2 separate regions of the Mus musculus genome follow, and region 2 is linked to region 1. A link is a loop called in an ENCODE intact Hi-C map of the cell type or tissue named here. Cell type or tissue: heart. All regions are shown on one strand. Each heading gives the region's core, and the rest is flanking DNA. Links, peaks and the distances in the headings are about the cores only.

Region 1 (4,386 bases), core at 302-4,301:
CAGAGCAACACTCACAGTTTTTAAGACTCAACGAAGTATAGAAAATACTCTCCACAGAAAGCTGCGTGGGCCTGGCAGCACAGACCTGTAATCTCAGCTCTTGCCAGTGAGCGACAGGAGGAACCAAGCTGAGAGCTAACTGCAGGAATTCAAGGCCAGCCTGCGCAAGTCGGTGAAACTCTGGCTCCAGTAGCGGAGCACCTGCCTAGCATGCAAGAGGTCCTCAGCCCAATCTTTCGTACCACCACCACCAACCACAAGGACAAAAGCTCGGAAACACGATAGCCTAGAACCAACCATTCATTACTTCTGCAACACTCAGATGTGAGCCCTGGAAGAGGAAAGGGCAGAGGGATTAGAAATTATATAAACTGGGGGCGTGGAGCCGGGGATAAGGTTGGAGAGCTTGTTTGGAGGGAGTTTGGCCTATGTGAGCAAGACACTGGTTCCTCAGACCCCTGGATGAAGACGCAGGCCTGCACAGGTTATGTGTTTGGAAATCATCTCGGTAGTTATGACAGGTGAACCCCAGCAAGTGATCCTTGTCTTGGAGAAATTTGGAAGACAGCAAAATAAAAGGACTTGAGCCAACCCTTGGAAACGCTTATGAAGAAGAAGAAGAAGAAGAAGAAGAAGAAGAAGAAGAAGAAGAAGAAGAAGAAGAAGAAGAAGAAGACCAAGTAGGACCAGAAGCAGCTGCCTGAGAAGTTAAGCCACATTATTTCATGCAATTTGAGACAGTGGGTCGGTTGCAAGAAGGGGGGGGGGTGTCGTAGTACAGGCCACCACGCATACTAGGAAGAAGGCTGAGAGGCCACTATACCTTTAGTTATCTATCTGGCCAGGTGGAGAGACAAGGAGTGAAGGGTCACAGCGATCCAGGAGTTGGCGCACCCGAGACACAGGAGACTGGGCAGCACCGCTAGGATTCTGGGGCGATCGCAACATTCGAGGTACCAGAGTAGCAAGGAGAAAAAGGTGTGCCTGCAACTTCTACAAACTCTGGTTGGTGCAAACGTACTTTAATTAGGATTCTGGTGGGAGGTGAGAAGGGTAGAGAGGCAGCCTTGTCCGCCTTTCCAATAGCGCTTTGGCTACAGATTTTTCAACCTGGGGGTCTAACTTCACAGGAGTCGAATATGACCATTGGAAAACACAGATACTTGCATTACATTTCATAACAGTAGCAAAATTACAGTTACGGAGTAGTAACGAAAATAATTTTATGGTTGAGGGTCACAAACCTGAGGAACTGTATTAAAGGGTCGCAGCATTAGGAAGGCTGAGAACCACTGGTCTAGAGATTAGGAGGGATAGAGGGAGAAGGGGTTTGCAGCCGAGTGAGCCATATCCACCCGGTTCCCGCCTCCCCTAGGAAGCTGCCCCGCGGCGCCGGACTAGGCAATTAGAGAACCTTCCCCATTCCCGCTGCACTCACCGCTGGGACTGTGCATAGTGGCACCGGCCGAGCAGATTAAGCTTGCAAAGGTGCAGGCTGTCGCAGGGTCTCTGGCAGTACTTGCGACGGCAGACGCGGGCTCGAGTAGTAGCCACCACCGACCGAGTGATCCCGGCCTGGTCTCCAGTCTCCAATAGCACAAAGCGATCGGGCCCTGCTGCCTTCAGCAGCTCGTAGAGTTGCGCTTCGGGGAGGCTGATCTCACCCAGCAGTTCCTCCAGGGTCATGCGGCCCCCGTGAGCGCACAGGATCTTGGTGATGAAACAGAATACCTCGGGATCCGTCATGGCGCGCTATGGCTGCCGCTGCTCCGGCCGCTGCGCGGGACTCGGCTTCACGGAGAATCGAAACTTACGCGCGGTCCCAGGGGCGGACGCGGGCGGTGCCGCTCGCAGAGCAGAGCGGTTTCGCTTTCCAACTCCGGCGGTGGTGTCGCGAGGCCCGACCTCGACGACGAGGTCCTGGGGTCAGATTTAAAGTCAGCCGCGCGGGAGAGCGAATGGGAAGCGAGCGACGTTAGGCGGGCAGGTCCGCCGCGGCGCGGTACCCTCGGTTCCAGGCTAGACGTGAGGTCCCCCGAGCTCGGGACTGCAAGGCTGCTACCAGGAAGAGAGGAAGTAAGGACGTTCGTGAGGCTCGGGTGGAGTTTTGATGAGCCTGAGGAGAGTGACGCATCCTGGGGGGCCCACTAGAGGCGTCCTCAAATCAGCCCCACCCAGCCCCGGAAAGAGCAGACCTGGTGAGCGCTTCCTGTAAGCGGGACTCTCCGCCGAGTGTCGTCAATGCTCGCCACCACCTTAGGACATGGATATTATCCGAACTCCGCACTTGGGGAAATAACTTGAAGGAACAGGTGGAGCTCGGATGACCGAGGTTCTCGAGAGTTTGTTTCCGGGCCTGATTCCGCGGCACCAGATCTAGGATTACGCACTTTCTACCCAGTGCCGAGCCCCTCTTAGAGGGCGGTGATTGTTACTCTCCCTGGTTTCTTACGTAGCCTTCTCCAGAGCTATTTGAAGACCCACTCTTTGATCCTTTCTGGCCTTGCTAACTTAAAATCTCCAATTTTGGTGCCTCAAACCAACTGCTTAGAATGTCTTCAGATTTCCCCCACCCCTCCCCCCTTGGCATGAAGATGATTTTTAAGGTAAACCCTTACCTTACCGTAGAGTTACTGTAGAGACAGAAGGAAATAATAACTAGATTTCCCTTTGAGGAAAGCAAAGGCTGATGAAATTAAAGAGCCATCCGTGTCCCCAGGGAGCTTTCCGGAAGATTCTGCTGCTCCAAACATTAGCATTAAAAAAAAACTCCGATTGTCCTTCCAGACTCCGTAGTGAAACACACTCACCACACACAAACCTTATACGCTCTTCGGCCTCCTCCCCTTGTTAAATTGTGACTTTAAAACTTCTTTTGCACAATTGTGTTTAGTTTGTCTCATCTGTATTCTCAGCTAATTTGCAGGCCAGTAAACACTAGACCCAAATTAGAAAAAGAAAGGGGCTTTCCTTTCAGCACTCAGAAATGAAATGAATGGAGCGCTCACCGATCAGATGGGAACCCTTTCTTTAAAATCTGCAGGCACGGTGCAGGAGAAGTGTGCACTGCGATGCTTTCAAACTTCACAAGAGGGAGGTGCGAGTGACCCCACCCACTCAGACAAACACACGCTAAAATAATATTAAAAGCTTGGCGTGGTGAAGGCATGCCGGTAATATCAGCACTTGTGAGACTGGGGCAAAGGGATTATTGGCCAGGAAGATAATTGAGCAGGTAAAGGCACCAGTTGCTAAAACACAGGACACTAATTTGACCCCCAGAATTTCCCCACATGCTGGGAGAGTTTACTCTAGCAAGTTGCCCTCTGACCTCCACAACACTCTTTCTCTTCCTTCCTCCCTCCCTCCTCCTCCCCCCTCTCTCTCTGATAAATGTAATTTAAAATTTAAAAACAAATTCATAAGAAATAAAGTCTTTCAAATTCTTCAGAAACCCGAATGAGAATCCCTCTGGTGTGGTACGCACAGCCGCTCTCTCTGACTCACTGGAACGGTGGTCTGTAAAGCAGCCAAGCCCGGGCCTCATCTGGCTGCTTGTTGACTCTGACTCTTGCTTCTGTCTTGTCTTTTAATCCACTTGGCCTTATTTTCAGTCTGGCAGGTTTCCAGAGCCCCATTCTTATCAAATCAAGTAAGATCAATGTGTTTACTATCTTCGGTATGGTCCTTACAGTAGTGACTCTGAAGACACAGAAATCAAAGAAACAATCCCAGCTCCCAGAGGGCATCAGCTTTAGAAATAGCAGTGTCCCGTTAGGGGGTCAGAGGAAGTCCCTTGAAGGATCTAGAATTGTCAACTCCCTCCTCCTGGGGATGGATGAGGGACCAAGTAAAGGGGATTTTATAAATATTAAATATGAGTCTTTTCTATCAGATACTATAAACTTCTGTTTAGGACAAGGAATTAAAACATTTTCACTACCCCCACCTGTAAGAAAGACTTTTATTCAAATATTTGAAAAAAAAAACCATTAAAACTTTTCAGCACAAAGACACTGCTGCAATCAAGGAAACGGAGAGACTGAAATGGACAACCTCTTCCTCCTTCTCTTCATTTTCTTTGCTGGTATTTCCTTTAAGATTAACAAGACTTTAAGATCAAACAAGACTGGAGGTGAGACCCTAGCTATCTTAGTGGGTAAAGGGAACAAGACACAAAAAAAGAGTCCCAGGATGGCCAAGACTACATAGATTTAAAAAAAAAAAATGGAGGGGGGAGGAAGAGGGAGAGGAGAAGCCAAGTGTGCCTCTCCCTGTGTGCTGGCTCTCCTGAGGACACCCTCTTAAGACCAAAGTCTGCGGGGTATAGACACTTCAGTCAGAGTACTGTTCTCTTTCTTTGAGATTCCTGAACATACTCCCAAC
Region 2 (4,386 bases), core at 255-4,254, 56 kb before region 1:
CTGCTTTTCCAGAGGTCCTGAGTTCAAATCCCAGTAGTTCATAACCAGTTACAATGAAATCTGGTATCATCTCCTGGTGTGCAGGTGTACATGCAGGGAGAACATTGTATACATAATAAATAAATCTTTTCTAAAAGATAAGAATTGCCTTTTCTAAAGATTTATTTATTATATATAAGTACACTGTAGCTCTCTTCCGACACACCAGAAGAGGGCATCAGATCCCATTACAGATGATTGTGAGCCACCATGTGGTTGCTGGGAATTGAACTCAGGACCTCTGAAAAAGCAGCCAGTGCTCTTAACCTCTAAGCCTTCTTTCTAGCCCCAAATAAATAAATCTTTTAAAATTATTTTATGGGTAGTCTCATAAATTTGAGATGATTCTTTTGTTAATAAATTCACAGAAATAGAAACAAATGTGTTAATTTTACCACTCCAGCAAATAAAAATGGGTAGTGTTTAAGTATCTGGAACCAAATCATAGTACTTAAAAGCAGTTAAAATGGGGGCTGGTAAGTTGGCTCAGTGGGTAAGAGCACCCGACCGCTCTTCCGAAGGTCCAGCAACCACATGGTGGCTCACAACCATCCGTAACGAGATCTGACTCCCTCTTCTGGAGTGTCTGAAGACAGCTACAGTGTACTTACATATAATAAATAAATAAATCTAAAAAAAAAAAAAAGAGTTTCTTTAAAAAAAAAAAAAAAAAAAAAGCAGTTAAAATGAACATCTAAAGTGGTGGTGGGAGGTGGCTCCCTATCACCTTCGCCTTTGAAGGGGCGTGGATTAGCAGAACAGAAAGCTAGCCTCAGCTAAATGACAAGTTCACTAACATCCTGGGCTATTTAAGATCCTATCCCAACAAAAGAACACAAACATCGAGGGATAGACATCAGTGAGAGAAAGCCTTGCCACAGTTGATGGTAGGATGGCGACTTCTCAAGGACTCACCTCTGGGAAAAGGCAGGGGTCGTTCTGCAAAAGCAGGATTCGCAGCTGCCCTTCATTGAGGCCAAAAAGCCCCCGGCTTTTCAGGACTTGGACGTTGATAGGTGTGTGGATATCATGGGACAGAGAACAGGTAGACCTAGAAGAGTTCAAAGCAGTCAGGAGGCCGGGTCAAGAAGAGGGAAGAGGCTGGTGGGTCTAACTCTGCCTAGGGCATTTCCACTTCACAAGTGAATTCCCCAAGTACTAATAAAACAATTCGGATTGAGGCAACTCAGCTTCCAGGGGTCATTTCCCTGTTCTGTGAGTACCCTACCCTCAGGCTTTTTTGAGATTACTTATCTGTTTTTGTAAAGACTAAAACGTAATCTTCAGGCCAACAACAGCTGCTGGCCTCTCTTTGTCCACCAACACTACAAAGAAAGCACTAGAAAGCTTCCCGGATTGCTGCAAAGCACTGGGCTTGGGCTATGCAGCACTATGCCCTCACCCCATCCTGCCACCAGTTTCCTGCGATTGGACACCAGATTTTTAAGCGCGAAAGGGCTGTGGTTATGGAAGGAGGGAGAGAAGGGAACAGAAGTTCCGCGGGCCATAAAGCCCCCAGGTGTCCCTCAAGCGGCATTTGGCATAAGTGAATTCAAAAGTGGCAACACGGATTCAACCGGGCTGCTGTTGTGGAACATCCTAGCATCCTGGGACAGGGACAGCAAATTGGGGGGCGGGGGGGGGGTGAATAATAAACCTCAGTGGAGAGACCTTCCATATTATTTCTCTCGGCGACTAGGTGCACAGGGCGGCCAGCGCGAAGGCCTTTGTCCCATCCCACCCAGGCTCGCCGAGAAGCATCCGGAAGGCGCATCCCGCCCGCCCGCACCCACTGCCCCGCTGGACACTGAGGACTCCGCCCCTCACCAGCAGTCGCGGTGGGGGCACTTGCCCAGCATGTGGCGGCGACACAAGTGCAGCTGGTCGCAGCCCTGACACTCCCCGCGCTGGTAGCGGGCGCAGAGGCGCGCGGAGGACACGGCCATCACCCTGCAGGCCGTGGCGCCGCCGCCTGAGCCCGCGCCCGCGCCCTCGCCCGCCGCCACCTCGGCCTCTGCGTCCCACGGGCCGTCGCGCAGCTCCACCTCCTGCAGCAGGAAGCGCTCTGGACCCGCGCGCCGCAGCACGGCCCGCAGCTTCGCCTCCGACAGCTCCACGTGGCCGCGCAGGTCCTGCAGGAACATGCGGCCGCCGTGAGCACACAGCACCTTGGTGAGGAACGCGCACAGAGTGAGGTCCGCCATGGCCCGCCAGCGCGTCCCCGCCAGCCCGGGGCCTCCAGGCTCCTCCCCGCCGCGGCCCCGACCGGAGCCTGCGAGCTGTAGGGGGCCGGGCCTCAGAAGGCAGGGCCTGAGCCCCTGCAACATTCCTGGCTCCTGGGTTCCTGGCAGATACCGGATAACAGGGAGGGCTGCAAAGAATGTAAACTGCTGAAGTGGTTCTCCCAGCCTGGGGGCGCGCGCCTGGAATGTTAGCTAGCACCTGGGAGGTGGGGGCAAGAAAAGGCCGAGATCAAGGCCAGCGTCCTTTGCAAAGGGGAGTTGGAGGCTAGCCTGGACTACATGACACCCTGTCTCAAAAAACCTAGTAAGGAACCAGCACAGTGGGTAAAAACTTCCTAAGTGTTGGGGTCCATGAGTCGCCCCACGAGCTTACACAAACCCCGATTTCAGTCAGATAGGGATGGTTTATTGAACACACACCATAATACTGATCAATCAGCTCCATGCCTCAGATGGGATTGAGCCATGATATTGTTGATTTTTCTCTGTCAGCTTATAAATAAACATTTTTCCTATTGTCAAATTGGTGACAATATACATAAACACCCACTAAACCTAAAAGGATTTTCCTTCCTAACAATGGACAAATTCCTAGCGTATTATTCCTCTACGGAGTGGTCGAGAGATATTCTATGGTTTCGTCGCTATGATTCCTTAATGGAAAAGAACCCTGTTGCTCCTGTAGAACCTGCCTTTCCCTGTGTTCCCTCCCTACTAAGAAACGGTTTACATGGAATCCTTATCTGCTTACCAGGGAGCCCAGCCGAAAATGTAAACTGAGAAGTGGTTCCTTGGGATTACCTTGTAAAGGGTCTGCTCTCAAACAATCCTTCTCTGTTTGCCTCTGAGAGAAGCCGACCTAAGATACAACTGAAAAAAGAAAGATTCAAGTTGAGAAAGGGGTTAGAGAGGAATGAAAACCACATGCACACAGAGAGAAGAGACGTTCAAGCAAGATAGAGATAGGGAAGAATTTTACTTCAAGGGCACTGATGTTGTAAGCAAGTGTATCCAGAAGTTTAATAAGACTGATTCTGTATGTTACAGAATAGATGGACTGGGAAGACAGCCCAGTGGATAAAACACTTACTAGACAAGTGTGAGGCTGGAATTTGAATGCCCAGATCCTATACAAATACAGGAAGATGTGGGGGCCACTTGTAATGCAAGCACTTGGTAGGCAGTGGCAGGATCCACAGGGGCAGCTAATTGGCTAGACTAACCAAATGGGTGAGATCCCGACTCAGCCAAAGACCTTGCCCTTAGAAATATATTCAATTTCAGAATTCTGGATTGTAATTCATTCCAGATTAAAAGTCTGAATGAGTACCGTGAAAAAATTTGAAATTCTGCCATCTTTTCAGAGAGTTTTTAAATGCTAGAGGCCTGATATCATATAGGGGTATGGTAATTTGAATTTGCTTGGCCCAGGGAGTGGCATTATTAGGAGATGCGGCTTGTTGGGTAGGTGTAGCCTTGTTGGAGGAAGTGTGTCACTGTGAGGGTAGGCTCTGAAACAAGTTTTCTCCTGTTTGCCTTCAGAACAATATGTAGAACTCTCAGCTCCTCCAGTGTTATGTCTGCCTGGATGCTGCCATGTTTCCTGCCATGATGATAATGGACCTAATCTCAGAACTAGTAAGCCATCCCCCAATTAAATGTTGTCCCTTATAAGAGTTACCTTGGTCACGGTGTCTCCTCACAGCAATGGAAACCCTAAAATAGAAGTTGGTACCAGGAGTGAGGTATTGCTTTGATAGGCATGATCATGTTTTTTCTTTGGAGAAATGTGGACTTTGGGACTTTGGATTTGGGAAGCAATGGTATGCTTTAAGTGGGGCTTAAAGGGCCATCCTAGTAGGACCATAAAAGACATTGGTGCTGAGGATGATCTGAACTGTGCAGACCTGGCCCAAGAGGTTTCAGTGGAGAAGAATTTCAGTATGTGGCATAGAAACTATTCTTGAGATATTTTGGTGAAGAATGTAACTGCTTTTTGCCCTTGTCTGAAGAGTCTACCCGAGGCTAAGGTAAAGAGAGTTCAATTAATTTCATTGACAAAGGAAAGTCTCAGAAAAGCCCAGCAGAGACTTTGTTCTCTGGA

Evidence for each region. A loop is a pair of places that touch in the nucleus more often than their neighbours do. Peaks named below come from ENCODE experiments on the same cell type or tissue, not always from the same donor. Only the 100,000 strongest peaks of a DNase experiment are listed, where the experiment ranks them.
Region 2: it touches region 1 in a loop (2.4-fold over the local background); 1 of 42 quality-filtered maps calls a loop at or near these places.

Annotation. Positions count from the first base shown.
Region 1 is chr6:38,352,477-38,356,862 of GRCm38, forward strand. Zc3hav1 (zinc finger CCCH type, antiviral 1) reads right to left here and starts at 2,127. Exons shown (of 13, transcript NM_001347122.1): 1 at 1,439-2,127. The coding sequence starts at 1,746. In heart, for the core only: no CTCF peak of the experiment used is centred there; DNase peaks (open chromatin) are centred at 2,015 and 3,125; H3K4me3 peaks cover 3,006 bases; H3K27ac peaks cover 1,934 bases; H3K27me3 peaks cover 1,556 bases.
Region 2 is chr6:38,296,998-38,301,383 of GRCm38, forward strand. Zc3hav1l (zinc finger CCCH-type, antiviral 1-like) reads right to left here and starts at 2,262. Exons shown (of 4, transcript NM_172467.3): 1 at 1,867-2,262; 2 at 955-1,090. The coding sequence starts at 2,243. In heart, for the core only: a CTCF peak has its summit at 2,297; a DNase peak (open chromatin) is centred at 2,294; H3K4me3 peaks cover 2,215 bases; H3K27ac peaks cover 2,627 bases.